Linked DNA regions of Homo sapiens: region 1 is linked to region 2. Evidence: chromatin loops called from intact Hi-C (ENCODE). Cell type or tissue: ascending aorta. All regions are shown on one strand. Links, peaks and the distances in the headings refer to the core of each region. The heading gives the core; the rest is flanking DNA. Region 1 overlaps KDSR (3-ketodihydrosphingosine reductase). Region 2 has its middle 300 kb from the start of PHLPP1.

Region 1 (12,328 bases), core at 60-8,059, 320 kb after region 2:
CCAGGCTGGTCTCAAACCCCTGAGCTCAAGCAATCCAGCCGCCTCGGCCTCCAAAAGTGCTGGGATTACAGGCATGAGCCACCGTGCCTGGCTGGAGAGCATAATTTTTATATGAAAGACCATTGACAGGAAATCTATAGTAATTCAGACTTAGGTATGTGGCAGATGTGCAGAAAGCGAAGCAAGCAAGTGTGTCACTTCAGGAAAAACAACTGGCCACGTGTCATCAATGTGAAATCTGAGCCTTCAAGAAAAAATTAAGATTTGGAAAAACTAGTATCCACCATCACGAGACTGTCAGCTGCATACTTTTATGATAAGATCAGCAGTAATACTGATGAAAGCGATTTTTCTGATCACTCAGTCAACCCATATTTTCCAAATGACTAATGCATAATGTTACGAAATCATGAATGGTTAAAAGATCCATTCAAAGTACAAGACGGACCAATGGAATTTAATGTAACAGAGAACAAAACATTCATTGATGTAGTTTCCAATTCTATACTGCAACTAACCTTTAAGAAACTACCATTTGTTGAGTTTGGGTTTGATATCAAAAAAGAATGTCCATAATTATCTGAAAAGCCTAGTAAAATAGTCTTCCCTTTCCCAACTCCGTATCTGTCTCAGGCCAGATTTTCTGTATATCCTTCCATCAAAACAACATTATTACAACAGATGGAATGCAGAAGCAGCTATTTGAATCCAGCTGTTAATGCAGACCTTAAAGCAACTGGTGAAAATGTGAACCAATGCCACCGTCCTCACTGAACTTTTGTTTTGAAAAGTAGTAAATTTTGTTTAAAAAAAGTCACTTTATATATATGTGACTTTATATATATATATATGTGACTTTATATATATATATATGTGAATATATATATATATATATATATATGGAGTTTTGCTCTTGTTGCCCAGGCTGGAGCACAATGGCTCAATCTCAGCTCACTGCAGTCTCCACCTCCTGGGTTCAAGCGATTCTCCTGTCTCAGCCTCCCAAGTAGCTGGGATTACAGGCGCATGTCACCACACCCGACTAATTTTTGTATTTTTAGTAGAGACGGGGTTTCATCATATTGGTCAGGCTGGTATTGAACTCCTGACTTCAGGTGATCCGCCCGCCTTGGCCTCCCAAAGTGTTGGGATTACAGGCACGAGTCACTGTGCCCAGCCATTTTTGTTATTTTTAATGAATCAATAAATATTACAAACAGCTTCCATTTCAAATATGGCAAATATCAATAAATATAGCCATGTAAATAAACAAAAGTTCTCTGGGGTTGTTGACAATTTGTAAGAATGTAAAGTGGTCAAGAGAAGAAAAGTTTGAAAACCACTAAACTAAATGAATACTGCCAAAATACTAAGAGCTATTTAGCATCATTAGAAACACTGAATGGGCTGGGCACGGAGCTCACGCCTGTAATCCCAGCACTTTGGCCAAGAGGCTGAGGCGTGCGGATTACCCGAAATCAGGAGTTCGAGACCAGCCTGGCCAACATGGTGAAGCCCCATTTCTACTACAAATACAAAAAATTAGCCAGGTGTGGTTGTGAGCACCTGTAATCCCAGCTACTCAGAAGGCCGAGGCAGGAGAATCACTTAAACCCAGGAGGCAGAGGTTGCAGTGAGCCAAGATCGTGCCACTGCACTCCAGCCTGGGCAACAAGAGCAAAACTCCGTCTCAAAACAAACAAACAAACAAAACAACAACAACAACAAAAAACACCAAATGCATTTGCTTTGACCCGAGATAAGCAGGAAAAATAAAGTCTCACTTGTGCCATCTTCCTGAGCCTTTTAATGCACTCAGGACAAAGTTCTTCACACATGTATATATTTCAACAGAATTCACTATTCTCATTCTGCTCAGTTCAGTCTAATGTGACAGCATTTAGGCCACTTCAAGGCTGTCCACCATGTGCTGACACCTCTCATTCCAATGGTCCTATAGATTTTCCAAATTCAGTGTGGGTCTGTGGTTTACAGACATCCCTCATAAATGTGCATTTTTCCGCATTAACAGAAATGTTGTCAAAAAGCATGAGGCACATATGTTGTTCTTCTACAAAACAGCACATCATTTCTTAAAATACCATTTTTGATTCTGAATTAAAAAACATATCAACAGGGAAGACAGGAGGACAGGCCCACGGGGCTGGTGGCACTTTCTCGTTAGCTAACTTTTGGGAAAATGATACTGGGAAGCAGGAATGGGAGAGAAAGCAGCCAGGTGTATATGGGACATAGTATATATCGTTTACACTCATAGGAAAGTCTCATTTTCTTTTTAAAGAACCGGTGTTTCCAGACATCCTTCTAGTAAACCTGTTCCTCAGATTAAGGTATACAATCAGTTTTCAGGAGGCTACTCACTAATATGGAGTCAATAAAGCGTCTAAAAGAAGAAAAGTTGAGTCCAATATTAGATATGACAAATCTGACAGACTAAAAAATTCTAATAATTGATGTTTTGAAGTAAGTCCTTGGACAAATATCTTTTCAGAAATATAGTACTACAAACACAAATAGTACAGAAAACAAGGATTTTACTTACTATGGCATCTTTAACAATTTGTTTGGCCACCTGTTCTGGTTTGCACACAGATGTGGTCTCTGAAATAAGTCGAGTCTCCAAAGGCTAAAAGTGGAAAAACATGTACATAACAATATCATGATTGCCCATTACATTAAAAATAAATTATTCTTACAGCCTCCTGATTTACAAATAATTCCAATTTTCTACCTTTGGGCAGATTCCTATTTCTAGAATAAGGTCCATCTGGATTCTAAATCAGTGTCTACCTAGTTACTACGTAAAATTCTACCCAGTAGCTAACACAAGACAAGGAGGCCTTTGCCATTCTCTTAGAACATACGGAGTCTTGGCTCCACTGAGGACCATCAAAGCTAGAGTGAGAACACATCACTGGATACAAGTTCAGAAAGACCCCCTTTGACTCCTCAGTGCTGGCCGGACACCTGAATGATGGTGCTTTTCTGTAGAGGCTAGACCTGTGTCCAGAGCAAGCCTGCTCCCAAGACCAGCAACTCCATTCTGACCATATTCCCAGGTCAGCAGAGGGCTGATCCCTGGGGATGAACCTGGCGCCCAAGGCAGGGACAGTCGCAACCCAGCCCCCATTCAACAACTGCAGATGCTTCTTAAAGGACTTGCTGAGGAGGCAAATGCACAGGACACTGAAACAGAAGGAGCCACTTAGGAGATAACCCTGAGTGGTCCCTAGATGGGCTGCATGCTAGTTACCAGGCTGGAGCTGCAGACCCCAAATCTTAGCCTTTTCTTCCTCAAAAGGTCCATCTCAACTCTTACCTAACTCAAAAAGCCTTCCCTAAATACCTAACTGGCAGTAACCTCTCTCTTTCTTCTGTGAACATTTCTGTTTTAATACACATTATAGCTACTTGTGCATTTGCATTTTACCTCCTAAGTTTCTTGTGGGCAGGGCCTTTTTTGTAAGAAATTATTTATCTTTGGCTTTTCTTTGCGATGTCTTGCATATGTGTGCTCAAAAATTATTTCAGTTAGTTTCAATTAGAAGTGTCAAATAATTTCAAGTAGAAGTGTCAAACAAAAGCCTTAAACTGCATGAGACTGTAAACTTTACCACGTAAGCTTGAAGGAATTAAAGAAAATAAAAACCAGATTATATTTTCTTAAAATAGGAAAGTAAAGTATTTCATAAAGATCAAGTATTTCTTATGAACCTTTCTTAAGAGAAAGGCTGTTTTGAAGGAGCCACGATTCATTCTTCCAGACCCCCAGGCTGGCATAACCACACTAAATACACATAAGATTCTAAAGTACTATGGCGCCCCCTAAAGGGCCCACACATCAATGTAGAATTGTATTTACCCCCAACAAGTCTGCCCAAAATTTTACTGAAAAAACCCCAACTTAATCAACATCAGAATCAAACCTTAACAGGGAAATCACCACCCTTTGTCAGCTCTGGCTTCAAACTAAAAGACTGCATACCGAATGTTGCAAAGCTGCTTAGAAGATCTCTGCTTATTCTAAGACAGGACATTTGGCTTAAATTTACTTCTTTGAAATAGCAGTAATTTTTAAAAAGGCAGAGCCAAAGAGAAAAGAATAGGGGGAAAAAACCTAAATCACAAACATCTTTCTACAAATATACAGTCTAGGGAGTTTAAGTGCCAATTTTTATGCTGCAGAGATTCACATTTACAAAGTATTCGTATAAAAGAGAAAAAAATATATAAAACTAAAATTGGCCACAGTTCAAGGTGGTAAGTTCTGATTAATTCCTTTCTTCCCGCTTCACCTATTCATTTGCTCAAAAAAGCAACTACTATGTGTCAAGGCAAAGGGAATATTCCATTGAAAAAGTGTGAAGCTTATATTCAGCTCAGGATGACTGGCAGTCATTTTATATAAAAGATATGTCTGTTTTAAGTGCTATGAGAAGCTTCTGTTATAAGCTGTGATAAGTGCAATGGAGACTCAAATCATCAGACCCCAAGTCATCTCCTCTACGATGGCAAAAGATTAGCAATTTACTAACCAGATTCTTAATTCTCACCACTAAGAGTAGTTATAAGGCACTTTGTAGAAACAGAAAAATTAAGCAAAAGTTGGCACGTAGGTGGTGAGCTCCCCAGCCCTCCTGCCCTGCTTGCCTCCCACAACACAGACAGCAAGTCTTACTCTCCCAAAGGCAGAAGAAGACATGATTCCTCAGTAGGGAAACTGATCAAACCATGAGAAAAGTGAGCAGATGCTGGCATATGAGAATCTTCTAATGAAGTGGCTGCATCCCCTCCTGATCATCCTATAGTAAACAGCTGAGAAGCTAGAGATTTACAATTGGCATTTTAGTGCATCACTCTTAAATATGGACAATCAAGGATCAACAGACATTTCAGGAAGCCGGAAAAAACAACAACAGAGAAAAAGAAAGTAGGAGGAAATAAATAATACAAGATATAGAAGAAATTTTCAAACAAAACAACAGCAACAAAAAAACAAGGCTAAACATCCAGAGTGAATATCCTTAGACATAAGAGAAAATATGAAATCCATGAAATAAGGCAAGAAGCTATTTTTAAAAACTGTTTTAAATATTCAGAGAAAAGAGATCTAAAGTAATTTTTATGTAACCCAGTAGAAATAAAGATTTCAACAAAAAGGTTTAAGGATAAAGCGAATAAAAACCTAGAAGGGAGAACAAAAGGCCCAAGAGATTAAAAAAAAAAAGAGAGAGAAAATAGAAGGAAATTAGAGGATCAGTCCAGAAAGTTCAAAAATCTGAATAATAAATGCTCCAGAGAGAATGAACACTTGAAATACTTTGGGAAGAAAGAAGTGATAAAAGGAGTAATATAATAAAATGTCCCAGAACAAAAGTTGATAAAATAAAAGGGCTCATATGAAATGAGAAGATTTCATGCCAAAATCCATTAAATAAGGATAAAAAGGGACACAAGGTTTCCAAAAATAAATGGAAAAACAGGTTCTATACAAAAGGTTGGGAATCAAAATAGCACTGGATTCCACAGAAATTCTGGAAGCTGGAAATCAATAAATGCTCACAGAAATCTGAGGAAACATTATTTCCAAACTAGAAATCTGTACTTAACAAAACAATACATAAGAATAAAGAAAAATGGCCAGGCACAGTGGCTTATGCCTGTAATCCCAGCACTTTGGGAGGCCAGAGTGGGCCAGGAGTTGGAGACCAGCCTGGCCAACATGGTGAAACCCCGTCTCTACTAAAAAAAAATACAAAAAATCAGCCGGGCTTGGTGGCACGCACCTGTAATCCCAGCTACTCAGGAGGCTGAGGCACGAGAATCTCTTGAACCCAGGAGGCAGAGGTTGCAGTGAGCCAACATTGCACCACTGCACTCCAGCATGGGTGACAGAGCAAGACTCTATCACAAAAAAAAAAAAAAAAAAGGTTAAAATAAAAATAAAGGCATTTTCAGACATGTTGTTTCTAAAACAATATTACCTCTGATGTGCCCTTTCTCAGAAAATTGGTGGAAAATATTATAGCTCCACCAAAATGAGCAGATAAACCAAAAAAGTGAGAGTCATGGGCTCCGTCAAAGGGAGGGGAGAAGGGAACGTGCAGTGTGAGGTGAAGACAAGTCCTGACACCACCGCTGGGTGGCAGAACTAGAACAGACCAGGAACGGGGACGACCCCAGGAGAAATGTCTGAGGAAAAAAGAATGAATCTAATAGAATGTCCAATGTGCTCACATGGATCAAAAGGAGAATCTCAGTTCTGTTTGAATCTGGGACTGAATTAGTTATAGATAATTACAAAGCTAAGCAAATGAAAAGGCAAGAAAGGAAATGTCACTATAGAATGGTCCAAGTGTGCATAATATTAATATGAGCACTAAACCTGATTTAACTAAAGAGATGGGAGGAGTACACAGGGAATGGGGAACAGATATGAGTCTTAATGTTTTTGTTTTGAAACAAGTCTTACTCTATTGCCCAGGCTGGAGTGCAGTGGCGCAATCTTGGCTCACTGCAGCCTCGACGTCCTAGGCTCAAACTATCTGATATGGTTCGGATCTGTGTCCCCATGCAAATCTCAGGTCCAACTACAATCCCCAATGTTGGAGGAGGGACCTGGTGGGAGGTCACTGGATCATGGGGGTGGATTTCCCTCTTGCTATTCTCGTGATACTGAGTGAGTTCTCACGAGATCTGGTTGTTTAAAAGTGTGTGGCACCTCCCCTCTCTCTCTTCCTCCTGCTCCGACCACGTAAGACGTACCTGCTTTCCCTTTACCTAAGACTGTAAGTTTCCTGAGGCCTCCCCAGAAGCAGCAGACTGTACAGCCTGTGGAACTGTGAGCAAATTAAACCTCTTTTACGTGTAAATTACCCAATCTCAGGCATTTATTTATAGTAATGCAAGAACGGACTAATACACTATCCTTCCACCTTAGCCTCCTGAGTAGCTGGAACAATTCTAATTTTGCTTATTTTTTTGTAGGGAAAGGGTCTTGCTATGTTGCCTAGGCTGGTCTCGAACTCCTGGGCTCAATCAATCCTCCTGCCATGGCCTCCCAAAGTACTGGGATTACAGGTGTGAGACACCATGGCTGGCCTTAAATTTTTATTTTTTTATTTTTAATTTTAATTTTTTTTTTTTTTAGATATTGGTTCTCGCTCTGTCACCCAGGTCGAAATGCAGTACTACAATCATGGCTCACTGCAGCCTCAACCTCCCTGGCTCAAATGATCCTCCCACCTCAGCCTCCTGAGTAGCTGGAACTACAAGCATGTGCCACCATGCCTGGCTAATTTTTAAATTTTTTGTAGAGACAGGGTTTTGTTATGTTGCCCAGGCTGGTCTTGAACTCCTGGCCTCAAGTGATCTTCTTGCCTAGGCCTCCCAAAGTGCTGGGATTACAGGCATGAGCCACACTGTGCCTGGCCTGGTCTTAAATTTTATCTTCCACGGTAGAAAGTCAATAAATAATTTCTAAATCTTAAAAAAAAAAAAAGCAGTATAAACATGTTAGTTAAAATAAATGGCTACCTCTAGGGAGTAGGAATTGGGAATGGGAGAGATGAGGCAAAGGATTGATATTGGACTCTAAAACTGTGTGACATACTTCTTTGATAAAAATGTGCTGGAAATGGCTGGGTACAATGGCTCATGCCTATAATCTCAGCACCTGGGAGGCTGAGGAGGGAGGATCACTTGAGGCCAGGAGTTTGACACCAGCCTGGGCGACATAGTGAGACTCCATCTCTACAAAAAAATTAAAAATTAGCTAGGTGTGGTGGCACATGCCTGTAGGCCCAGCTACTCAGGTGGCTGAGGCAGGAGGATTGCTTGAGCCTGAGAGTTTGAGGATGCAGTTAGCCACGATTGTACCACTGCACTCCAGCCTGGATGGCAGAGTGAGGCCCTGTCTCTATAGAGAAAAAATCTGGTAGAAATTTAAACTTTAAGAAAATAAAGTGAGGGAAAAGAGGAAGGAAAGAAGGAATATTTGCCTGGAGAATCTCAAGGTCATCAGAAACCAGCTAGGCACTCTACCCAACAAACATTGTTGATTGGTGAAAACGAGTGTGAGCTGAAGAGTAGAAAGAAAATCAGAAAAGCAGTAAACATTAGAGGTTCAAATTGGGACATGTAGGATACTGACCTTTGTTCTGTTTTCTTCGGCAAAGCCAGGTGTGTCTGTGTCTGGTGGGTAAGCAACTGTGATGTAGACATTATATGGCTTCACCTGCATTTCAAAACAACACGTGTACCTTCAGTAAACAAGACACACTGAGGTCCTACACTGCCAACCTGCACTGGCTGCCCTGATTCCCAAAAAGCGGTGAGAACAATGGGGTGATTCTGTTAGGCGGGGAACTACACCAATTGCATTGAGAAACCCCTCTCCATGATGATTCCAGAATGTAGGCAAAAAGCTCACCCTAACCTGGACCCCAGAAAACAGCTGGCCCTAAAGTATGGCAAGTCACCTCCTTTGCAGTGTCTTCCACTCCTGCTGCCCAGACAGAGGCCCTGGGAGCCGTCCGACGAGGGCAGTGTTTTAAAAAGAGTCCAGTTCCCACACGCACTGCACAGCATCCAAGCCCTTTATCAAGGCAATGGGACCAGTCTGCCCCTCCTTTCTTCACCAGACTGTACATCTGTTTTTCCTTCAGACTGCTTCTGATACTCTTGTGTTGATTTCATCCACAAAATACATTGGGGTCATTAAAATCTGCTGCCCTATCCCTTTCTTGTGCCCTACTCCAAACCCAGTCCAGAACTGTCCCTGAGAAGTCTGCTTATTCCAGAGCTCCCTGTATAACCGGCCTCTGCACATTAGGAGGTCAAGAGTCACTTCCTCCTCCACTGAACCAACAAGAACCACTGGGTAGAACCTCCAAGTCAGACCAGCCAAGTACCTCCCCTGTGGACAACCTCAACCTGCATTCACATAGGGAAAGCCCTCTGCCTTATCTGAAACTCTATGTGGCTCCTCTAAATCTGACACTTGGAGCAGGTTGTTACACTTGTGTGCCTCACCACCATGCCTGCACACTTCACGCTTCACGACCCCACTCATACACACACCCCCAACAATTCCAGCAGATTCTTCTGCTGTTGGCCAGGACACCCCCTCCCACAGACTGCTCAGCCACAGCCCTGCTGCACATGCTTATCTTGCCCTGCTAATTAGCAACTCTAAGAGCAATGGTTCCTACCATGAAAATCTCTTTGCCATGATTTTTATTTGGTATTGGCTCACTTTTTTGTCCCTAGGAAACACCTAAGGGATCTGGAAGTGGAGAGGCAGCTGATAGATCAGCCACTGCACATCTTCAGAAGGGTACCCTAGGCTAAAAATCAACACCACTGCCTAATGTGACGGCCTTTAAGAGTAGCCCAGGGGCCGGGGGCAGTGGCTCACACCTGTAATCCCAACATTTTGGGAGGCCGAGGGGAGGGGGTGGATCACCTGAGGTCAGGAGTTCGAGACCAGTCTGGCTAACATGGTGAAACCCTGTCTTTAGTAAACATGCAAAAATTAGCTGGGTGTGGTGGCGGGTGCCTATAATCCCAACTACTTGGGAGGCTGAGGCAGGAGAATTGCTTGAGCCCAGGAGGCGGAAGTTGCAGTGAGTTGAGATCGTGCCACTGTACTCCAGCCTGGGTGACAAGAGGGAGACTCCATCCCAAAAAAAAAAACAACAAAAAAACAACAAAAAAATAAAAACAGTAGCCCAGAGTCTCATCTTATGCAGCCCTTTTTCGCCCTGGTTCCTTCAGTGAAGCACAGTTTTGAGGGCTTTAAGGGGAGCTTCAAGGGGAAGGAGAAGCACGCACAGGCCTGCAAGCAGAAGATCCAGGCCAGCCATCCTGGAAAGTGCAGTCGTGAAAGTGAGATGTCTTTGTGGGTTCCATTCCAGCACAATTAGGGTGTGGGACAGCCCATCCACCGGGCATTGCCAGGGCATGCAGCTTCACGGCCCAGCCATGCTCATAAATAGCTCTGGATCGGGGCCAGGTAGTAAGGCAGATGAGCCAGAAACTCGCTTCCACTTGTTTTTGAGATAGTGACTTATAAAAACCTTGTCTCCCCCAGCCTTGCCCTCTGCTGTGCATAGACCAGAGAAAAACACCACAAAAAATCCAACGAGTGGTCATTAGGCAGCCCACATAAAGACTGACATCGACTGCCCAGAAACTCACGTCTGTGCTGCCCCTCTGCCTTCTCTCTCATGGTAAAGAAGGATGCTGGCTCCAAAGCTAATGGAAGACAGGATTTCAGAGCAGTGCTTCTCAAACTCAAGGTTACGGCTGCATTGCCAAAGGTTAAAACAGAGCTTTTCAGAACAGCTTCCTCATGAGGAAGGAACACAGATAGCTGGGGTTGGGAGAAACCAGTCCAGTCGCTTCCTAGATTGGTATTCTCGCTATGCCATCCAACCAAATGACTCTCCCAGTCTCTGGCTGGATACCTCCAGTGGCTAGTCACCTCACCATTTACATATTATTTTATTTATTCATGCAACAACGAGCACTTACTGAATTACTTCTACATGCCAGTATCGTTCTAAGAACAAAGCATAAGGTTAAGATTCTAGTTTCCTGAAACTCTTGGTCAAATAATTTGCTAAAATCTGAATATACTAAACCACATCTACATCTTCTTTTAATCTACCAATCTCATAACCCTGTCATAAAAAAAAATGAGGGTAGGCTGGCTTTACTTGTTCTTATGAGACAATGCTAGCTCCCTGAGATCACCACTCTTTCTAAGAATGGATGAGCCAGGTCCTCACTAACTGAGTCCCCTGCTGCCCGGCCACTGCTTCTCCTCATCCCTGTTGCCTGACCATTCTCTGTGCCCCCGACTCTGCCCCACATCCATCCTACTATTACTTCTTCCCTTCTCCCTGGCCTCAACCTCAAACAGAAAGACAACTGACCACTTGTTCAAGAACCGATTTGTGGGCCGGGTGCAGTGGCTCACATATGTAATCCCAGCACTTTGGGAGGCCGAGGCAGGCAGATCACCTGAGTTCAAGACCAGCCTGGCCAACATGGTGAAACCCCATCTCTACTAAAAATACAAAAATTAGCCGGGCATGGTGGTGGGCACCTGTAATCCCACCCACTTGGGAGGCTGAGCCAGGAGAATCGCTTGAACCAGGGAGGCAGAGGTTTCAGTGAACCGAGATCACACAACTGCACTCCAGCCTGGGCCACAGAGTGAGACTCCATCTCAAAAAAAAAAAAAAAAAAAAAAAAGAACAGATTTGTTATTAAAATAATCCACATAGGATGTGCTGTTCCCTATTCCATCAAAACAAAGACAGGGGATGCTGGAAAGAAGATCACAGCTGTTTACATGAAACTCCAGAATTCAAGCTTTAGCTTACTTTCAGACCACAGAAGGAAGAGATGGGAGGAGAGGGGCATGATCAGGGTAAGAAAAGCAGAAAAGGGAGCATCAGTTTGTTTTTTTTGGGCTTGGTCTCTGCTACCACATCTTTAGCTATAACCCACCTCAGAAGTCTGCTTTCCAAAAGAGTAACTTTTAAAATCTTTACCTTTCTTCCTAAAAGACTGAGTAAAAAAAAAAGACTAAAAAATGCCAACAAAGCATTCTTTTAAAATTACTCATAGTACCCTTAACAATGCCAGGGTCCTACCTTAGTTTGGGGGCAAAGGGAGGTGGACAGGGAGACTTCAAAGTTAATTAAACCAAAGAATTGTCAAAAATATTTACAGGCCAGACACAGTGGCTCACACCTCCTGTAATCCCAGAACTTTGGGAGGCCAAGGCAGGTGGATCACCTGAGTCCAGGAGATCAAGACCAGCCCAGGCAACATAGCGAGCGAGACCCCATGTCTACAAAAAATAAATAAATAAAAAATAAACAAAAAAACGGTGAGGCATGGTAGTACACACTTGTAGTCCCAGCTACTTGGGAGGCTGAGGTGGGAGGACTGCTTGGGCCCAGGAAGTGGAGGCTACAGTGAGCCAAGATCAAACCACTGCACTCCAGCCTCGGCAACAAAGCAAGACTCTGTCTTCAGAAAATAAAAATTAAAAAAAAAAAAAAAAGTATCTGGAGTTTGAGCAATTACATAAGATTTCATTGACAGAAAACACACCTACCTTGACCAAATTATCCAGGTTTCAAAAAAAATGCTACTATAATTACTGTAGGGACACAATAATTGGTTTGATGCAAGTTCTACTACGAACAAACTACATTTTGATGACTGCGTTCGTTTTCCCCAGAACCTATTTTTCATGGGATAAGTTCATTTTATTTTCTTTTTTTTA
Region 2 (12,328 bases), core at 1,721-9,720:
TGGTGAGATGCCCACTTATTTTGTTGTTTGTTTTCTTATTGTTGAGTTTTAAGAAGTTTTCTTTTTTTGGTATATGTTGGGTATAAGTCCTATATTTATTTATTTTACAAATATTTTCTCCCAGGCTGTGGCTTGTCTTCTCATTCTCTTGACAGTGTCTTTCACAGAAGTTTTAAATTTTAATAAAGTCCACCTTATCAAAATTTTCTCCTATAGCTTATGCTTTTGGTGTTGAAGCTGAAAGGTAATCACCAAGCCCAAGTTCACCTAGATTTTCTTCTATATTTTTCTCTTTATATTTTTGCATTTTGTATTTAGGTCTATGATGCATTTTGAATTAGTTTTAGTGAAAGGCGTAAAGTCAATGTCTAAATTCTTTTTTTTTTTTTTTTTTGGCATGTGAATATCCAGTTGTTCTAGTATTATTTGTTGAAAAGGCTATTTTTATCCCATTGAATTTCTCTTACTCCTTTGTCAAAGATTAGCTGACTAGATTTATATAGGTCTATTTCTAGACTCTATTCTTTTCCATTGATTGATTTGTCTCTTCTTTTACCAATACCACCTTGTAGTGATTACTGTAGCTTTGTTGTAGGTCTTGAAGCTGGGTAGTGCCCTCTGACTTTGTTTTTCTTCAGTATTCTATTGGCTATTTGAGGTCTTTTACCTTTCCATATAAACTTTTGAATCAGTTTGTTGATAGCCACAACATAATTTTCTGTAATTTTGATTGGAATTGCATTGGACCTATAAATAACGGTGCAAAGAACTGACATTTTAACAATTCTAAATCTTTGTATTTATGCACATGGAATATATCTCCATTCATTTAGCTATCCTTTGATTTATTTCATTAGAGTTTTGTAGTGTTTCTCTTATAGGTTTTGTGCATACTTTGTTAGATTTATACCTAAATATTTAATTTTGGGGGTGCTAATGTAAATGGTATTGTGTTTTTAATTTCAGATTTCACTTGTTAATTGCTGGTATATAGGAAAGCGATAGACTTTTGTATACTAACCTTGTATCCTGAAAACTTGCTGTAATGACTTATTAGTTCCTGGAGTTTTATTATCAGTTCTTTGGGATTTTCTATATAGATGAACATGTCATTTGCAAGCAAAGATGGTTTTATTTCCTCCTTTCCAATCTGCATATCTTGTATATCCTTTTCTTGTCTTATTGCATTATTTAGGACTTCCAATATGATGTTGGTTAGAGGTAGGGAAGGCAGACATCCTTGCTTTGTTGCTGATCTTAGTGGGAGAGCTTCTAGTTTCTCATCAAGTATGATTTTAACTGTAGGTTTTTGTAGATGTTCTTTATCAAATGGAGAAAGTTTCCCTCTATTTCTAGTTTCCTGTGAGTTTTTATCATGAATGGATGTTGGATTTGTCAAATGGCTTTTCTGCATCTATTGATGTGATTATATGATTTTCTTTTTTAGGCTGTTAGTGTGATATATTAATTGATTTTCAAATGTTGAACCAGCTTTGCATAACTAGAATAAATCCTACTTAATTGTGGTGTATAATTCTTTTTATACATTGTTGGATTTGATTTGTTAATATTTTGCTGAGAATTATTGCATCTACATTCATGAGAAACATTGGTCTGTAGTTTTCTCTTCTTGTAATATTTGTCTGGCTATAGTATGCTGGTAATGCTGGCCTCAGAATGAATTAGGAAGTGTTCCCTCCGCTTCTATTTTCTGGAAGAGATTGCAAGGAATTGGTGTAATTTCTTCCTTAAATGTTTGGTAGAATTCACCAGCAAATCCGTCTGGGCTTGGTGCTTTTCGTTTTGGAACATCCTTAATTACTGTACAATTTCTTTAATAGATATAGGCCTATTCAGATTATCTGTTTCTCTTTGTATGAGTTTTGGTAGATTGTGTCTTTCACGGAATTGGTCTATTTCATCCAAGTTATCAAATTTGGGGCATAGAGTTGTTTATATTCTTTTATTATTCTGTTAATGTCCATGCTTATGTTATTTTTTGCCATGTAAAAGTTTTTTTTAATATAGTCAAGTTTATAAATGTCTTTCTTTCACTAATTCTGGATTTTGAGACATGTGGCTGCTTCCTGGTAGTAGAGTAACTTACCCATGTTTTCCTCTGGGATTTGTGTGGCTTACTCTGGTATTTATCCTGTAGTATAGTGTGATAAGCAGATTCAATTGTATCTTTTCCCATATAGTTATTCAGTTGTTCAAACATCATTTATTAAAAATTGTTTTCTTTCTTTACTGATTTGAGACATTACCTTCATAGTATGGTATATTTCCTTGTGTAGTTTAGTCTATTTCTGGATTTTTGATTTTATTTAATTGGACTATTCATATGCCAATACAACATTGTTTTAATTATAAGGATTTTACATTATGTTTTAATATCTGGTAACCTCCCCTTTCCAACATACACATATTACTCTTTTTTTCCACGGGATTTTCCTAGGTATTCCTGCCTGATATTTCTTCCATATGATCTTTATAATTAACTTGGCTAGCTCCAGGAAAAAACAAAAACAAACCCCAATACCACATTGATTTTATACATAAATTAGGGAGAGTCAACATTTTTAAGATAGTGAGTCTATTCAAAAAAATACGTGTCTTTTCCTCAAATGTACTTTCATATCTTCAGGAGTATATAATAGTCTTCTCATATGGGTTTTACACATTTCACGTTATGTTTATGTCAAGCTATTTTACTTAAAATACTTTTGACATTATAAATTGATCATTGTTTAAATATATAAAAGCTATTGTTTTCCGGATGCTAAGTTTCTGTTATTTGTAATGAATTCCTTTATTGCTCGTAGTAGTTTTTCCATTAATTTTTTGTTTCCCAGATATATAGTCATGTCATCAACAAACAGAGATACTTTTACCTTTCAGTTTCCAGTTATTATTCCTCTAATTGCTTTCTCTTATTTGATTTATTGGTGGTTATCCCCAATGCAGTATTGAATATGGACATGTGGCCTACCTTGTCTTTCTTCTATTATTATTATTAGTGAGGCTACGTATAGTGTTTCTCCATTAAGTAAAATGTGGTCTTTGGGCTGAATTATATAGAATATATACCTTTTAAAAGTAAGCTTTGTATTGAACATTAACACACATAAGGAACAGTGCACAAATTATTCGTTTGCCAGTAAGAATTTTCATGAAGTTCACACACTTGTGTAGCCCGCACCATTACTATATGTCCAGAAGCCTCCTTCATGTCTCCTCTAGTCACCACCCATACAAGGGACCACTATCCTCCTCACTGCCAACACTACAGACTACTCTTGCCTGTTTTGGACTATATAAATAGGATCATCTTCTTTTCTTATTTGCCTTTCTTTTATTTGACATTTTTTTTTTTTTGTGAGATCCACCCGTATGTAATGTGTTAAGTAGTTTGTGTTTTTCATTGTTGTATAGTATTTCATTCTGTGGATATACAACCATATATTTATCCATTCTACTGTTAATGGACATTTGGGTAATTTCTGCTTTGGGATTTTTATGAATGCCATTGCTATTCACATTCATACTGAATTTCTGTTGGATTGTTACCCAGGAGTGGAATTTCTAGGCCATAAAGCATGCATACTCTCAGCTATAGGAGACATAGATAAACACTATCTGTACCGAGTTATGCTCTCACCAATACATTAGAGTTTTAGTTGCTCCAAAATCTCATCAACCTGTGGTACTCTGTGTTGTGTTTTGTTGCCATGTCTTTTTGTAGTTTAATTTTGATGTTGACCATCTTTGGATGTGTTTATTGGTCATTGGGGTATATTCTCACGTGCGGTCCCTGTTCAAGTCTTTTGACCACTTTTCTGTTGAGTTGTTTTGGTTTTTTTTGTTTTTTATTTTTGAGATGGCGTCTCGCTCTGTTGCCCAGGCTGGAGTGTGGTGGCACGATCTCGGCTCACTGCAACCTCCACCTCCCAGGTTCAAGCGATTCTCCTGCCTCAGCCTCCTGAGTAGCTGGGACTATAGGCATGCACCACCACACCCAGCTAATTTTTCTATTTTTAGTACAGATGGTGTTTCATTGTGTTGGCCAGGATGGTCTCGATCTCTTGAGAGCTGTCTTTTTCTTATTGATTTGCAGGGCATTTTATACATTGTTGAGTGTGTGTATTACACATATCTTCTCTCACTCCAAAGCTTGCCCTTTCATCTTAATGTGATCTTCTGATAAACAAAAATATTTTTATTTCAATTAAGTCTAGTTTACCAATCTGTTTCCTTAAGGTCAGTGCTTTGAGATATTGCCCTATGTTTTCTTCTAGGTGGCTTAGTATTTGATCTTTTCCATTTAGATCTACAACACAGAATTGATTTCTGTGTGTGGTGTGCATTAGGTGTTAAGACATATTTTGTCTGCATAAGGTTAACCAATTGACCCAACATCATTTTTTTAAATGGCCAGGTTTTCCTCATTCTACTGCATTGTCACTACTGTCATCAATTAGATGACCTTGTGTGTAAGCCTGTGTCTAGACTTTCTATGTTGTTCCATTGGTTTATTTGTTCTTATGCCTTTATTACACTGTCTTAATTGCTGTAGTTTTATAACAAGTCCTTTTTAAAAAAAATTGTGGTAGAATGCATATAACAAAATTAACCATTGTAACCATTTTTATGCATACAGTTCAATGTCAGTAAGTGTATTTGCATCATTGGGCAACCATCACCACCCTCCATCTCTAGAACTCTTTTTATCTTTCCAAACTGAAACTCTGTATCCGTTAAACAAACACTCTCCATTATCTCTCCCCTAAGCCTCTGGCAATCACCATCCTACTTTCTGTCTTGATAAGCTTGACTAGTCTAGGTACCTCATATAAGGAGAATCATATGACATTTGTCCTTTAGTGACTGGCATAGTTCAATTACCATAATGTCGTCAAGATTCATCCGTGTGGTAGCAGGTGTCAGAATTTTTTCCCTTCTAAGGCTGGATAATATTTCACTGCATGTGTACACCACATTTTGTCTACAGACACTGGGGTTGCTTCCACCTTTTGCTATTGCAAATAATGCTGGTGTGAACATGGGTGTACAAGTATCTGTTTAAGTCCTTGCTTTCAATGTTGTGGGGTATATACCCAGACATGGAATTATGTAATAAGCTTTGATATCTGATAATGTAACTCCTTTAGCGTTCTTCTTTAAGTAATTTTTAAAAAATTTCCCCATGAATTTTTAGAATCAGCTTGCCAATTTAAAAAAATCTGGCATTTTGATGGGAATTACTTTAAATCTATAAATATATTTTGGAATAATTGACATTTTTATACTTTTGAGGCTTTCATTCCATGAACGTTGCAAATTCCTCTGTTTACTTAGATCTTTAATTTCTTTCAATGATGTTTTGTATTTTCAGGGTAGGGGTCTTAGACATATTTTGTTAGATTTATTCCCAGGTATTTGTATTTGATGTTTTCTTGATGCAGTTGTAAAGGTGTCATTTAAAAAACTCATTTTCTAGTTAAGCTTGCTGGTGCAGAGAAACTCAATAGATCATATATTATGAATTCTTAGCAACTTGGTTCATGGGGCGGCTCTACCTGATCTTCGAGGACACAAGTTTAAATCTCATAATGACTGTAATCTCTGTTAATTTATCTGCTTACTGAATTTTGTGAAGTATGTTAAGTGGCCCAGATAAAGACAGGGTTTGCCTGGTCTGTGCTTCACCAAAAATCACTGGGGTTGGTGTTAGCGGTGGTCACACACTGTGAACAAACGCTGGGTTCATGTCTAGGATCCAATTCTAGTGGGTTATTCCAAACCAATGGTGTTTATGCAGAGAGCACAGGCAGGAGGTGGGACCCAGGAGCCAAGGCACATGGAAGAAAGGGGCTGTTCTTGGCCGGGACAGGAGGCTGGGGCTGGGAATGATGTGAAGGCTGGCTCAGGTCTAATTTGGGAGGTGCTGGTAGTAGAATGCGCCTGGGAAAGGTGTGGACGTTTCATGTTGGGTCAGCTGGGGCCATGGAGCAAGACCTCCCAGGGTGGTGGCCTCTATGAAGGGAAACGTCTACGATGGCCACCGATGAGGAATGAGAGGGAATTGCTTCTAAACTCCTGTGTTCTCTATGTCTAGGACGGTGCCTCTGACTGTACACATATATCCTTTTTCTTTTTCTCGCTCTCTTTTTTTTTTTTTCTTTTTTTGAGATGGAGTCTTGCTCTGTTGCCCAGGCTGGAGTACAGTGGCGTGATCTTGGCTCACTGCAACCTCCGCCTCCCGGGTTCCAGCGATTCTCCTGCCTCAGCCTCCCGAGTAGCTGGGATTACAGGCACATGCCACCACGCCCGGCTACTTTTTGTATTTTCAGTAGAGACGGGGTTTCACCTTGTTGGCCAGGCTGGTCTCAAACTCCTGACCTCAAGTGATCCCCCGACTTGGCCTCCCAAAGTGCTGGGATTACAGGTGTGAGCCACTGCGCCTGGCCCTGCACGCATATTTTCTGGAAAAAGTACAGAAGATTTATTTCATGTTAAGCAAGGGGAATTTTTAGGTTGCATAATTTTAAGAAAGTCTTTTTCACAAGCAATAATAAAAACAGTAAGAATAGGAGTAATGAAGAAAATTGAGAAGAAACGACGCGAAGGTTCTCACAGTTTGTCATGAAGCCACTAGGGGGCAGGGGAAGACAGCTATTTGGAGCCGCTGAAACCCATAGCAAACCCCATCCTTTTTTTTCCCACCAAAGGAAAGCTTGAGTTAAAAAAAAAAAAAAAGTATAGCCCAAACCAAAAATGGCTTTACTATTATCAAGAATTTCTAGTTTTGTGAGGTAGCATATATTTTTTATTTAGAGTGTTGAGCATCAAATGCAACTCTAGCTTTAACTTGAAATTCAGGCTGGGCACAGTGGCTCACACCTGTAATCCCAGCACTTTGGGAGGCCGACGCGGGCAGATCGCTTGAGGTCAGGAGTTCAAGACCAGCCTGGCCAACATGTTGAAACCCGGTCTCTACTGAAAATACAAAAAATAGCCGGATGTGGTGGGCGCCTGTAATCCCAGTTACTTGGGAGGCTGAGGCACGAGAATCGCTTGAACCCAGGAGGTGGAGGTTGCAGTGAACCAAGATTGTGCCATTGCCGACCAGCCTGGGTGACAGAGTGAGGATCCATCTCAAAAAAAACAAAAAAAGAAAGAAAGAAAGAAAGAAATTCAATGGGTCAGACAGAATTCAAACTTACTGTTTAGTACTGTGCTTCCTGCTTGACCATAGGAATATACAAATACATATATATTGTGGTCACTCTCCTCAAAGAGTGTTTGGTCAAGTTCGGAAAGTGAGGAACAGATAGTGGACATTTAAAGTGGACACAGCTGCTTTCTTGGTCACTGCCATTTGATTTTGAAGGATCCTAAACCCAAAGTATGCCCAAGGGAATCAGCTTCAGGTGCAGCTTTGTTCTGGTCTCAGAAAAGTTTGAAATTGTTGCTGCATGATGGATCTTTTCCATTGGAACTATTCCCGACTCACAGAGCACAAAGACAGACAGTAATGTTATAGTGAACCACTGCCAGGTGCAGTGGAGAAGCACAGTCAGTTACCTCTGCTGGCCCTTCACAGCTTGTGAGGGCTTTTTAGTTAATTATCTTATGCAGGGAATTAAGCATTTAATGTGACCCTCCTATGGATTGAATTACAGCACCTTTTGACCCTAAGAGTCTATGATATCCCGACAATCTTATGAGGTAAGGATGAAATATAACATCCCATTCAAAGAAGCTGAGGCTCTGAGGGCTGGCTTCTCCAAGTTCATTCATGCAACAAATGTTTATGAGCTCTGTGATAGACCTGAGGAATATTAAGGAGCTCTCAGAATAATAGAGGAAAGGGACATATAAGCTTCAGAACAGAGTGTGATGTGAGGTGCCATGGAGATGTGTGCAAGGTGCCATGCAAGTAGTGAGGAAAGGTTCCAAGACTCAGCTGATGGAAAGTGACCTGTGGCAGCACAGAAGTGGTGACTTTTTAATTGCCTTAACTATCTCCAAGACACCTGGCAAAAGCAAAATTGAAACCACTATGAAGGGACATGTCTAAGATCCAAGCTGCACAGAATTCCCACAGAAGACAAAACAGAATAAAACAAGACCATCTCTGAAAGAGAATTTTATAATAAAAAATTATGAAACACTAAAGTATATATTCCATCATGAGTGAAAGTAAGCATTCATCCCAAACATGGTAGCTTTCAGATAATAAAATGCTCAATTGAAAGAGTATAATATAATATGCTTAAAGTAAAAACCATAGAAGAGAGGCTAACTAAAGAGGACAACTATGACCAGGTGGATTTGAAAAACAAAAAACAAAATAGAACCTCTAGAAATGAAAAATAGGACCTCTAGAAATGAAAAATAGGACTGTTTAAACTAAACACTCAGTGGATGAGGTTAAGCAGCTGCTTAGACACAGCTAAAGAAAGAGTTTGTAAATTGGAAGATGGAGCCAAGGGGAGATAGGGAATATTAAAAGAAACTTAAGAGACATGGGGGTAGAATAACAAGAGCTATCATATCCCTAATAAGAATTTTAAGAGAGAATAGAAAAAAATAAGATGATGGCAATTCTCAAAGAGACAATGGCTGAAATTTTTAAAAGAATTGATAGGAGATATGATTCCACAGGTTCAAGCAGCAAAGAACCCTGAAATAAAAATAAAGGCACAGCTGGACACATGAAAATAAAACTGTAGAATAGCAGAGAGGGAAAAAGGGGATTAAATTTATCTGGATCAAGAAATGAGAGAGAGAGACAGAGAGAGAGGGAGAGAGCTTATCTACAAAAGAATGACATTGCTAGATTAACAACAGCCTCCTCAGTATCTACAAGAGAAGTCAGAAGACAAGGCACAAGCTAACAGAAAATAACTACCAGTGTAGACTTCAAAACCTAGTTAAACTATTTTTCAACTTTAAGGGCAAAATACAGTCCATCCTCTGTATTTGCAGGTTCCACATCCATAGATTCAATCAACCATGGATTGAGAATATTAAGAAAAAAAAGACACAACGATACAACAGAAAAAAATACTGATTAAGAACAACACATATAAAAAGGAGGATATGCATAGGTTATATTCAAATACAATGCCATTTTATATAATGCATTATAACATCTGTAGATTTTGGTATCTGCAGGGAGTTTTGGAATATTCTGCAGATACCAAGGGAGAACTGTAAAGAAATCTCTCTCTCTCTCTCTTTTTTTTTTTTTTTTTTTTTAGATGGAGTTTCACTCTGTCACCCAGGCTGGACTGCAGTGGTGCAATCTTGGCTCACTGCAGCCTCCACCTCCTGGGTTCAAGCGATTCTCCTGCCTCAGCCTCCTGAGTAGCTGGGATTACAGTCAGAGGCCACCATGCTCAGCTAATTTTTGTATTTTCAGTGGAGATGGGGTTTCACCATGTTGGCCAGAGGTCTTGAACTCCTGACCTCAGGTGATCTGCCCTCCTCAGCTTCCCAAATGTGTTAGGATTACAGGTGTGAGCCACCGTGCTTGGCCTGTAAATAAATCTTTAATCAAATAAAAATTGTGAGTTTACTCCTAGCAGGTCCTCCCTGAAAGAAACACTAAAAAGTGTACTTTACAGAACAAAAATAAGTTGAGTATAAAAGGAATGAGTAGAATGCAGGAAGGCTCCTATTTTCCCAGTCATTTTTCTCCCTCCACCTCCTATCTCACAGTTAAAAGGGACTGGTGAGGAGAATGTACACCGGATGGCGATGGCAGGAGAACACAATGGGTCCTTCTGTCGTCCAACTGTCCCGACACTCCCCTGATCTTTGTCTACAGGGCTCACTGTGTTCTGAACACCTCTGGCTGGGGTCCACCTCAGCCCTCCCTCCCAGGGCTGAAGGTGTACGTGGCATCCACAGGGTCCCTAAACTGCATCAGAGGAACTCTAAACTGTGTAGACTGCTCAGGCTCGAGAGATAGCCATAATTTCTGGTTTGGCAAGGGAATCTCCCAGATGTCTTCTGCTATCTCCCCAGCAATATCCCATTCATAGAGGATGCTTGACTTTGGGTTCCCTTTGAATCAGACTCTAAGACAAGATTCCAGATCATGTCGTTTATTTGAAAGATAAGACCCCAGGAGATGCTGGCAGGGGAGTGGGGAAGTGAGACAGGAAGAGAAGGCAGCCAGTAAAGCCTGTGTTATCCATTCAGCTACCACTGTGGGTGACTGAAGCTTAATTCCACTTGGGAAACTCTAGAAGCCAGTGTAGAACACACACATCGGAGTTTTTACCTGAAAAGCAAGGGAGCTGGGGTATATATATATACCAATTGTCAATCATCGTTGGGTGGCTGTTCCCAGGGGCATCAACTCCCTAGCACTTCAGGCAGTGGCACAGGTAGCAAAGGGAGCTCCAGGGCAAGAGAAAGTCCTCAGGCCATGTGCTGGCAGCTACCATGGGAGCCTGTCAGCACTGAAGAAGAAGGACAAGGGAAGGTATATTGGAATCTGGCAGCATCTACTATACCCCCTTAATTCAATACCTTTTGGGCAAATGCACTTTTTTACAGGTGAAGAGAGAAAGACCCCAATAAACTCAGGGCAATAATTGGTTGTCTTCCTCATAGATAATAAGTTCTTTAGAACTTCCTATTTCTTACTGATATTTTCCAAATGAACCCCTGTCCCCAGCTCCCAGTTCTCTGGCAAACATTGGGAGGGGGTGCAGGCAGCCTGGAGCTTTTCACAATCACTAAAGTGACAGAATCTAAAAACGCCCAAGTGCGTGATTTGGCCACTGGCTTTGCTAATGGCCTAGCAGGCAGTCCAGCAGGTGGACCTGTGCTCCGAAAACCACACAGGTGCAGCTGGCTCTGAAAACAGCAGGTGATGAATTCCAAAGAAGCAGGAAATCCAGGGTACTTCAACTTATCACTGACTTAAAATACAAAAACGAGGACACACGTTTATGTTACTGATATTTGCCCAGACTTGAGTACTATAAAAAGAACTGGAGAGAAATAGAATTAGAAACATACCTTTTGGCACTCCTAAAATAAATTGGAATAAAAAGCCTTTGAGAGTGACAGGAAGAGAACACTGGGGCAGATGGCATTGCACTCTGTAATTTAGCCTTGGCCATAACCACAGTTGGGGTGACCTGTCCTAGCTCATAGAATAACTTTAATGACCCTGTTCTTTCCCTTCTTTTGTTCATTTCTATGGCCTACAATTTTATTTTAAATGCATGGTATTTTATAAAGTCTGTAATAGCTTGGATATTTATTATTCAAAAGGAAGGTTGAGTTAGTTACCTCACCTGTAAAGTAAAGATGCTAACCCTTGCACCTCATTTCACCTTCCTCTTGCTCAAGAGGCAGGATCTCAGTTGAGAGCCCTGTATGTCTTGGCAGCTGTAAATGAAACTAGTTAAAAAAATTTATGAATTTTCCCATTTTTACTAGAAAAGAAGAGAATTATATCATCAATGCTTCTGTCCCTAAACCGAGACAAGCCACATTACTTGATGAGAGTCTTGTTATACTTCATTATCAATTTTTCAGCTTTCCATCATCCATTCCACCCATTAATCTATCATTTCATCCACCTACTCATTATTCCGTCACATCCAGCCAGCCAGTCAGTCAACCAACCGTCCTTTCTTCCATCCCAAACTTACTTCCATTTATCCATCCAACCAACCTAAGAATTCCCCTGTCTTCTTTCTGTCCTTTGTCTTCCCTTCTTTCTTTTCTCCCTCCATCCCTTCTTTTCCACCTTTTTTTCATTAGTGCATCACAATCTATCAATCTATCTGTCTGTCTATCCATCCATCCATCCATCCATCCATTTATCACAACCATCCAAAACTAATTAATATCACTGGTCTAAGTACTAAGCTAAATAAGCATTGAAATACAGAGTTAAAATGGTCTTACCGTCAAACAGTTTATCCTTTAATAACATTTTTTAAAATCTAGGAATGGTATCTATTTTTTCTTCTGTTTATTTAAATGGAAATAATTTTCTCTAGAAATATTTGTGAATCTCCTCACATTTAGTAGTAAGGACATTTGTGGGGAAAGTGAAAAGTGAATTCTTGAGAATTGTTCTGCGATTCAATGTGGGGGCCATCAAGCAAGTGGCTTCCAAGGGATGCTTCCCTGTTTAGCGTTTCCTTCTGTGGGTTTTTAAAAATCACCCAGTTTTGTGGGTGAAAATAATATTTCAGTGTTTGCTTTTTGTGAATGTGGCCCAGATTTTCTTTTGGGTTATTTCTTTTTCTTTTCTTCCTTTTTCTGGGAGCTCTTTATATATTAGGAA

The links. Peaks named below come from ENCODE experiments on the same cell type or tissue, not always from the same donor. Only the 100,000 strongest peaks of a DNase experiment are listed, where the experiment ranks them.
Region 1: it touches region 2 in a loop (7-fold over the local background); 106 of 110 quality-filtered maps call a loop at or near these places.

The regions. Positions count from the first base shown.
Region 1 is chr18:63,336,237-63,348,564 of GRCh38, forward strand. KDSR (3-ketodihydrosphingosine reductase) reads right to left here. Exons shown (of 10, transcript NM_002035.4): 7 at 8,174-8,257; 8 at 2,564-2,647. Among named protein-coding and RNA genes, the nearest start is that of BCL2, 23 kb to the left of the region's middle. In ascending aorta, for the core only: CTCF peaks have their summits at 3,869 (motif pointing left) and 6,169 (motif pointing right); no DNase peak of the experiment used is centred there; H3K27ac peaks cover 341 bases.
Region 2 is chr18:63,009,786-63,022,113 of GRCh38, forward strand. No RefSeq gene overlaps it. Among named protein-coding and RNA genes, the nearest start is that of PHLPP1, 300 kb to the left of the region's middle. In ascending aorta, for the core only: a CTCF peak has its summit at 6,643 (motif pointing right); no DNase peak of the experiment used is centred there.